Linked DNA regions of Homo sapiens: all the other regions are linked to region 2. Evidence: chromatin contacts called from ENCODE Hi-C or POLR2A ChIA-PET data. All regions are on one chromosome and are shown on one strand. Each heading gives the region's core, a stretch centred on a gene start or an enhancer-like site at or near the end of the contact. The rest is flanking DNA. Distances are from core to core; before and after follow the strand shown. Region 1 holds the start of PPP1CA (protein phosphatase 1 catalytic subunit alpha). Region 2 holds the start of UNC93B1 (unc-93B1 regulator of TLR signaling). Region 3 holds the start of CLCF1 (cardiotrophin like cytokine factor 1).

Region 1 (2,700 bases), core at 98-2,597, 600 kb after region 2:
TGGACGCAAGAGACCATCCCGCCTTAGCCTCCCAAAGTGCTGGAATTACAGGCCTGAGCCACCACGGCAGGCCCACTTCCAGTTCTGAGGTTACTGGCATGTAAAGCACCAACTCAGGGTTCCAACAAGAATTAAGGTTCATTTATCGTCTGCTCTTCTTTTTTTTTTTTTTTTTTTTGAGACAGTCTCGCACTGTCGCCTGGGCTCCACTTCCCAGGTTCAAGCGATTCTCCTGCCTCAGCCTCCCAAGTAGCTGGGATTACAGGAGGCTCCCATCATGCCCAGCTAACTTTTTGTATTTTTAGAGAGATGGGGTTTCACCATGTTGGCCAGGCTGGTCTCGAACTCCTGACCTCAAATGATCCGCCCGCCTAGGCCTCCCAAAGTCCTGGGATTACAGGCGTGAGCCACTGTGCCCAGCCACGTCTGCTCATAAAGTAATTATTTTTATGTGCACACCCTGCAATATTACTGTGCTACTCAAAAGCTAATTATGGGGCCAGGCTTGTTGGCTCACGCCTGTAATCCTAGCACTTTGGGAGGTCAAGGGGGGTGGATCACTTGAGGTTAGGAGTTCAAGGCCACCTGGCCAACATGGCGAAACCCCACCTCTGCTAAAAATACAAAAATTAGCTGGGCACAGTGGCGCACGCCTGTAATCCCAGCTACTCCAGAGGCTGAGGCAGGAGAATCGCTTGAACCCGGGAAGTGAATGTTGCAGTGAGCCAAAGTCGCGCCACTGCACTCCAGCCTGGGGGACAGAGCAAAACTCTGTCTCAAAAAAAAAAAGCGAATTATGGGACTTATAAGAAAATATTAATTTAGCATGCCCCAAGGACCAAAGTGCGCTGGGAATTCAGCCGTAGCTGTCTTTGAGTGTGGTCAGCCGCCTGGGCGCCACAGAGACCCACGAAGAAGTGGGGGGTCCTCCGTGAATGCGAGGTCCAGGCTGTTTTTATCTCTTGAGCCTCAGTTTCCTTTCCTGCACTTGGAGCAGTTAACCCTCAGTGCCTAGCAGCCGGTTATTAACATGTTCACAACACCTTCCACCCAGGGAAGGGGTGGGAAAGTCTGTTGGGCTTTTGAAAGAGAAAAACAACTTCCACAGTCCTTCCGGCCCCACATCCTCTGAACAGGGCTGGGCGCCTCCTCTGGGGCGTAACCAGCTTGGTCACGCCCCCGACAGACCCCGCCCCCAGCCCGCCGCCGAGGCCCCGCCCCCCGGGCCGCCGCGCCTCACGTCCAGCGGGGGCGCTAGAGGGCGGGGGACTGGGCGGGGCGGGCCCGGGAGGCCTGGAGGCGGGGCCGCGGGCCGGGGGCGGACTGGGGCGGGCGGAAGGAGAGCCAGGCCGGAAGGAGGCTGCCGGAGGGCGGGAGGCAGGAGCGGGCCAGGAGCTGCTGGGCTGGAGCGGCGGCGCCGCCATGTCCGACAGCGAGAAGCTCAACCTGGACTCGATCATCGGGCGCCTGCTGGAAGGTTGGTCGGGGCGGGGGAGGCCCGCGTCCGCCGCGCCCTGGCCCCCTGCCCGGCCCGGAAGTGGCGCGCGGGCGGGCCCCCGGGGCCAGCTTAGACTGGGCGGGGACGGGCAGCGAGGTTCCGTGGCCGCAGCTGCCCCCCCGCGGACGCGCCTGAGAGGTCCGGGGCCAGCTCCGACGCGCGGAGCAGCTCCCCCCCTCTCCCGGGCTGGGGGCGCACGGGTTGCCTGGGCTCTTGGGGCGAGGGAGAAACCCGGGAAGCCCGGTCCAGGAAGGGGTCCTGCGCTGTGAGGTTTTTGGTGGCAGCCCCCTGCGCACGACAGTCGCCTCCCGAGGCGCTGAGGGTAGCTGGGGGCTTCCCCTGGGAGGCTTGAGGCCGCGGTCCCGGGAGGCTCAGCAGCAACAGCTGCCTGTGGGCAAGGAGGGGCCGAGGAGGCCTAGGCGCCCCCGGAGGTATCCATGGGGCCACCCGTGTCGCCCACCCTCCTCCTGTCAGGGTCCAGGGTCCTGACACCCCATTGCGCCCCAGTGCAGGGCTCGCGGCCTGGCAAGAATGTACAGCTGACAGAGAACGAGATCCGCGGTCTGTGCCTGAAATCCCGGGAGATTTTTCTGAGCCAGCCCATTCTTCTGGAGCTGGAGGCACCCCTCAAGATCTGCGGTGAGCCCCCGGCCCAGGTCCCCTTGCCTTCCTAAAAGTGGCACTGGACCCCACAGAGTTCCTGGAGCCCTCCTCCCTTGAGCGCAGTCCTGGCCCTGGGTTCAGGTCTAGACCTTGCATCTAGCTTACCCGGTTCCCTGGGTCACAGGTGACATACACGGCCAGTACTACGACCTTCTGCGACTATTTGAGTATGGCGGTTTCCCTCCCGAGAGCAACTACCTCTTTCTGGGGGACTATGTGGACAGGGGCAAGCAGTCCTTGGAGACCATCTGCCTGCTGCTGGCCTATAAGATCAAGTACCCCGAGAACTTCTTCCTGCTCCGTGGGAACCACGAGTGTGCCAGCATCAACCGCATCTATGGTTTCTACGATGAGTGTGAGTGGTCTGAGCGTCTGGGGCTGCCCGGGTCCTGAACCGCACTCTTTGCCATTCAGTGGGACCTTCACATTGGCCTGATATCTGACAGACACTTGATAGACTGTGCGCTCCACGAAGGCGGGGCCCAGGTCCGTTCTCGTGCCTGCCCTGCCCCTCCTGGCATGGGGTCTGGGGAATGGTT
Region 2 (2,700 bases), core at 41-2,540:
GCTGGTGTCTGCCATCTGAGAACGGCCCCCGCCATAGCCATACTCTCCCACCTCCTCCCTGCCCCTGCGCCTCGGGCCCTGCCCTCTCTTCGGCTCCTTTCCTGTCTCCCACTTCCAGCCACCCACCTGCATGAATCCACCTGTCTGTTCCCCACATCTGCACTTGGGCATCGTCACCTGGAGAAAGTTCTACCTCCTGGAAGCCTGAAGCCACTGCAGATTCACGCCTCCCCCCACCTTCCCAGCAATCCTTGCGGGGTGGGAGGTGTTTGTCATCCAGTCACTCATGCACCCATCCAGTCACAAGTATTGATCACTCAGTAGGTGCCCAATGCCATCCTCTGCATTTGGGAGAGGATGTACCTAAAGAGCAGTGGGTGGAGGGGGGTGCACAGGGAGGGCATGGAAAACCAGAAGGGAAGTGAAGGGACTGCATTCTCTGCAGGGATGGTCTCTTGTTCTGAGAGCTGAGTGGGAAGGAAGCCACCTGGGAGGCGCAGCAGGAAGAGCATTCAAACCAGAAGGAACCCAGGGGAGAGAATCTGGATATTTTCAAAAGTGGCCCCGTGGCTCCAGCCAGGTCGGTGGTAGCCAGTGCTTTGGAGTGTCGGCCCCACCACAGGCTCCCGCTGCAGCCCGGGATCCAGTGCCCAGCAGGATGGGGGCAGGTGGCTCTGGGCCCCACTACATGGTTGTGGCAGGGTCCCCCATGTAGTTCAGTGGGGATCACAATCTCCACCTCCCAGGACCCACTCAAGCTCCCATTTGCACAGCCCAAACTGGAGCAGGATGGGGACATGGGAGGTGGGCTCTGGCTGTAGCGTCCGGTGGTGGGAGGTGGGGTCCAGGTGGTGACGCTACTGTCCCTGCAGTGCTCTTTGATGAGCTGTAACAGCAGGCTTGGAGGTGGGGCTGGGGACGACCCAGGCAACCCTGAGGGGAGCTTAAGGGAGCCAGGCAACCCTGGCACTTTTCCAAGGCTTTGCATTAACTCAATAGTTCCGCCATGGCCCCGGGGGTAGTGCCATGTATTTCTGTTTTACCGTCGAGGAAACGGAGGAAACCGAGGCACAAAGAAATGGAGTTAATTCCTAAAGTCACAGGGCCAGGAGGTGGCTGAGTGGGGATTCGAACTCACACCCCAGAGGGCACACACAGGCAGGCCCCTGCACACACGCGCGCGCGCGCGCGCACACACACATACACACACACGTGTCCTGGAGGAGGCGGCCCGCAGGGCGGGACAGGGCGGGGCGGGGGCAGGTCCCGGCCGCCGGGAGGAAGTGGCCGGGCGGTCGCAGGGACTCCGGGGCGACCGCCGCGAGTCCGCAGTAGTTCGGGCCATGGAGGCGGAGCCGCCGCTCTACCCGATGGCGGGGGCTGCGGGGCCGCAGGGCGACGAGGACCTGCTCGGGGTCCCGGACGGGCCCGAGGCCCCGGTGAGCGGGGACCCGGAGTGCGAGGCGCGGGCGTCCCCTGTGGGCCAGGGTCCCCCCGGCGGGGGCGGGGCGGGCCGGGGGGCGGCGGGCACCGGGGGACACGGGTTCGGGGCGCGATCGCGGGTGCGAGCGGCGTGCGTGGCTCGCAGCTGGACGAGCTGGTGGGCGCGTACCCCAACTACAACGAGGAGGAGGAGGAGCGCCGCTACTACCGCCGCAAGCGCCTGGGCGTGCTCAAGAACGTGCTGGCTGCCAGCGCCGGGGGCATGCTCACCTACGGCGTCTACCTGGGTAGGTGCCGCTCGGGGACCCGGGGCCGCCCCGCCCGCTCCCAGCCCGGCCCGGGAAACAGAAACCGCGGGCCGCCGCCTCCCGCCCGCTCTCACTTCCCCTCCGCTGCCCTCGCAGCTGCAGCCACGGCCCCCCGCGGCGGGGGTGGGGTTGGGGGGTCAAGTAGCGCAGCGTCCCCGGGTCCCAGCCAGAGCCTCGGTGTGGGTGGGGGACGGGGGTCCGGGCTCCCGGACAGACCTGCCACCGTCAGAATTGGAGGCCGGCGGAGCAAGGCGGGTGGGGGTCTGGGCTTAGCTGGCCAAGTGGCCGCGGGCTGGCAGAAGGCGTGGCGCAGCCCGGGAACCCCGCTGTCCTGAGGGGCGCTGTCAGCGGGAATGCCTTCGGTGATTGGAGCTCCCTGCGAGGCCTGCATGCCGTCTTCTGCTCGGTGGCGCCCAAAGCTAGGCTGCTCCCTGCACGCCGCTCTCTGTCCTGTCCCCAGGCCTCCTGCAGATGCAGCTGATCCTGCACTACGACGAGACCTACCGCGAGGTGAAGTATGGCAACATGGGGCTGCCCGACATCGACAGCAAAATGCTGATGGGCATCAACGTGACTCCCATCGCCGCCCTGCTCTACACACCTGTGCTCATCAGGTGGGCGCGGCTGCTCCTGTGGGATGCTGCGGTACTCCCATTTCGGAGGGGTACAGAGGCCGGCGGGCCAGGAGGTGTCCATCTGCCGGGGTGTTTGTGGGGCGAGGGAACAAGGGAGAGGTTTTTTTCTACCCGGAAGCCTGAGAGTGAAGGGGGTGAAACTCGGATTTGGGGAAGGAAACAGGAACTTTGCCTCAGGGCACATTTGGTTTCCAGCAACAGATTCACACGGGCTGAGCTCCCTCCCAGCTTGCCTGGGCCTCACGTGGCACCCTCCTCGTGGCCTCCTTGGAGGCCTCCCAGAGCCACTGTGGCCTTCAGGGTTGGGGCTGTAG
Region 3 (2,700 bases), core at 161-2,660, 630 kb after region 2:
AGAGGCATCACCTTCCAGGTCTGGCCCACCACTGGCCTCTCCCACTTTGAAACAATAAATAAACAACAACAAAAGCAACTTATTACCCAGTGATTTAATTGGTGGTGTGGCTATAGGGCACCCAAGCCTTGGGGACCACATGACTCTCCCCCAGGAAAATCATGAAGCAGGGCAGTCCCCAGCCCTGGGTTAGAGCTGCCTCCTCTGAGCGTGTTCTCCCCGGCAGCCCTTGGAGAGGGAGGAGGGGACCCCCTCTGGGAGGGTCCAGGCATACCCCCAGGTATCCTGCCCAGCAAATCCCAACCCAGGCCTGCGGGAAGGAGGGGGAGCCCTCACCGCTAAGCCACCCCCACCTCACCACCGGAAAAACCAACAACCCGAAACCCCAAAGGAAGGAGAATGCCAGGGTCTTCATGGGGAAACATTTCACAAATGGGGACGCTCGGGCGGTCCATCGCCTTGAATCGGAGCATTCCCGCTGAGTCACCCAAGAAGCCTGTGGTGTTGAAACTGGTCCGTTGCCTCGTGCTGATTAATGAATTACAAATCCCCCACCCATGTACATTCTCCCTGGTCACTGGAGGAAGAATGAAGAACCTTGTGAACTTGAGGGAAAAAGTCCCGCCAAGTGGCCTCTTCTCGCCTCTGGGCCGGGCAGTGGGCCTGCAGTGCCCTCTTCCTCCCCCGCAGGGGGCATTGTGAGCTGGTTAGTCACCTGCCCCAGCCCCAGCGCCTCGCTTAGCTCTAGCTTTTGGAAATGGGACAAGCGGCGGGACAATAGGCAGGGGGGGCGGTCAGCCCAGACAAAGGGCAGCAGGAAAAACACCATCACTTGCTCCCAGGCCAGCTCGCTGGCATTTGGGAGAATGTGTCATTGCATTTACTCAAGGGGGAGGAGGAGGGAAGGTTAGAGATGAGGAGGCAGAGGTAGGGTGGGAGCAGGGACCTCGCACAGGCAGAGGTAGGTTGGATCAGGGACCCCGCATCGGCAGGGGACAGGGGGCAGGGGGCGGTGTCCCAGGCCAACGCCTGGGGAGAAGCCCACCCGAAGCCGGCGCTGTCCCCCGGCTCCTGGGAGTCCTCAGACGGACTGATGGCCTCCCCGCCCCCTCCCCCAGGAGGCCCAGGGTGGTACCGCCACAGCCTCGCCTCACCTCACCCCCCCTCGGTGCTGTGGGAGGGAGAGGGAGCCCCAGAAGCCCTCCCTTCCCTCCTCCCCCCTCCTACCCCCACCCCGGGGAGGGCCGCTACAATTTGTGGTTACAGCTTTACACGTCAGAAAAAAAAAAAAAAAGTTTGCAGAATGTCCCACACCGAAAAAAAAAAAAAATCCGAAACCGAGCGAAAAAAACCTGCGAGTGGGCCTGGCGGATGGGATTATTAAAGCTTCGCCGGAGCCGCGGCTCGCCCTCCCACTCCGCCAGCCTCCGGGAGAGGAGCCGCACCCGGCCGGCCCGGCCCCAGCCCCATGGACCTCCGAGCAGGTAGGAGCCAGGCGGCCGAGGCCCCGACCCCCGCCCCGCCAAGCAGCCACGAGATCCGGTTCCCGTCCTGCCCTGACCCCCGGGAGCCCCGCGCCGGGGCCGGGCCAGGGAGCTGGGCTCGGGCCGGGGGAGGCACGGCTGGGCGCCCTCGAGAGGGGCCGGGCGGGGACGCGGCATTCCTGGAGTCCGCACGGCGGGGCCAGGAGGTGGCCGGGAGCGGCGGGGAGCCCGGACGATCGCAGACCTGGGGAGGCGGCAACCTGGAGCCCCAGCGAGGCGGGCCGTAGGAGCCGCAGCCCCAGAGCCCCGCGCACCAGTCGGGGCCAGAGAGTCCGAGGCGGGGAGCGAGGCTGCGGGTGGGAGGAGGGGCTGGGAGAGGAAGAGGGAGGGAGGCCGGGGGAGCCCGAGGCCGGGCGGCGGGAGGCGAGGGGAGGCCGACACCTCGGGCCGCGCCGCTCTCCCTCCCCGGCCCGCCGGGAGGGGTAGGAGGGCGGGCGGGAGGAAGGGCGGGCGGCGGAGAGGAGGGCGGAGGGCAGCGCCGAGCCTGGCTGGGCCGGGCCGGACGGGCCGAGCCGCGCCGCGGGACTCGCGGCTTCCTAGCTACGCGCCGCGCGGCCGGAACCCTCCATGGTGCCCACGGCCGGGGAGCCGGCGGCAGGTAGGGGCGGCGGGCGGCGGCCGCGAGTCCCCCGGGCCACCGTGGCCTGGGAGTGATTATTGTTTGGCGGGGGGCTGGCGCAGCCGGGCCGGACCCGGCAGGAAAAAGTCTGTCACTGGCCAGGGAGCGGCGGGAGCAGCCGCTCAGCCCGGGCAGGAGGGGAGTTGACGCGCGGGAAAGGGCAGCGCCGGGCAGAGCCCGGAGCCCGGTGCCCCGGACCCCGCCCCCGCCCCCGCCCCCGCCCCCGCCGCGGGGAAGGAGCGACCGGGCGGGAGCGGGAGGGGGCGGGGCCGGGGGCGCCGAGGCCACACAGGGGGAAGGCGCAGCGCCGGGAGGGGTCCCAGAGCGAGAGGTCACCGCCAGCAGGGAGGGCCAGCTGGCAACCGCCGCCGTGCAGCTTCCCGGCCGAGCCCCTCGAAGGAAACCTTCGAAAGAGTCCCCGGGGCTCGCCAGAGGTCCCCTCATGCTTGCTCTCCCCACCCGCCTTCCTTTCCACAACTCCGTGCTGGGCTTCTGGAGCCCTCCCCACAGACCCTCCCAATCCCAGAGGACCCCTGT

Evidence for each region. A loop is a pair of places that touch in the nucleus more often than their neighbours do. ChIA-PET counts read pairs that join two places held with the same protein, here RNA polymerase II (POLR2A). Pooled maps may share reads with other maps.
Region 1: a pooled map shows a loop between it and region 2 (6-fold over the local background). The contact joins the promoter of PPP1CA here to the promoter of UNC93B1 in region 2. A Hi-C loop is called at or near these places in 4 of 50 pooled maps. POLR2A ChIA-PET finds 5 or more read pairs at or near these places in 2 of 52 experiments (BJ and H1).
Region 3: a loop to region 2 is called in a pooled map, with 4 times the contacts of the local background. The contact joins the promoter of CLCF1 here to the promoter of UNC93B1 in region 2. A Hi-C loop is called at or near these places in 2 of 50 pooled maps. POLR2A ChIA-PET finds 5 or more read pairs at or near these places in 2 of 52 experiments (PC-3 and activated CD4-positive, alpha-beta T cell).

Annotation. Positions count from the first base shown.
Region 1 is chr11:67,400,505-67,403,204 of GRCh38, reverse strand. It overlaps PPP1CA (protein phosphatase 1 catalytic subunit alpha), which reads left to right and starts at 1,347. Exons shown (of 7, transcript NM_002708.4): 1 at 1,347-1,477; 2 at 2,006-2,137; 3 at 2,286-2,516. The coding sequence starts at 1,423. RefSeq lists a silencer at 1,086-1,865.
Region 2 is chr11:68,002,687-68,005,386 of GRCh38, reverse strand. It overlaps UNC93B1 (unc-93B1 regulator of TLR signaling), which reads left to right and starts at 1,290. Exons shown (of 11, transcript NM_030930.4): 1 at 1,290-1,439; 2 at 1,589-1,730; 3 at 2,212-2,365. The coding sequence starts at 1,344. RefSeq lists enhancers at 247-789, 790-1,333, 2,238-2,287, 2,388-2,437, 2,538-2,700 and silencers at 1,168-1,467, 1,528-1,937.
Region 3 is chr11:67,372,308-67,375,007 of GRCh38, reverse strand. CLCF1 (cardiotrophin like cytokine factor 1) reads left to right here and starts at 1,410. Exons shown (of 3, transcript NM_013246.3): 1 at 1,410-1,484. The coding sequence starts at 1,469. The region is part of intron 2 of LOC100130987 (a long non-coding RNA gene); the gene reads right to left. RefSeq lists silencers at 1,072-1,121, 1,682-2,021.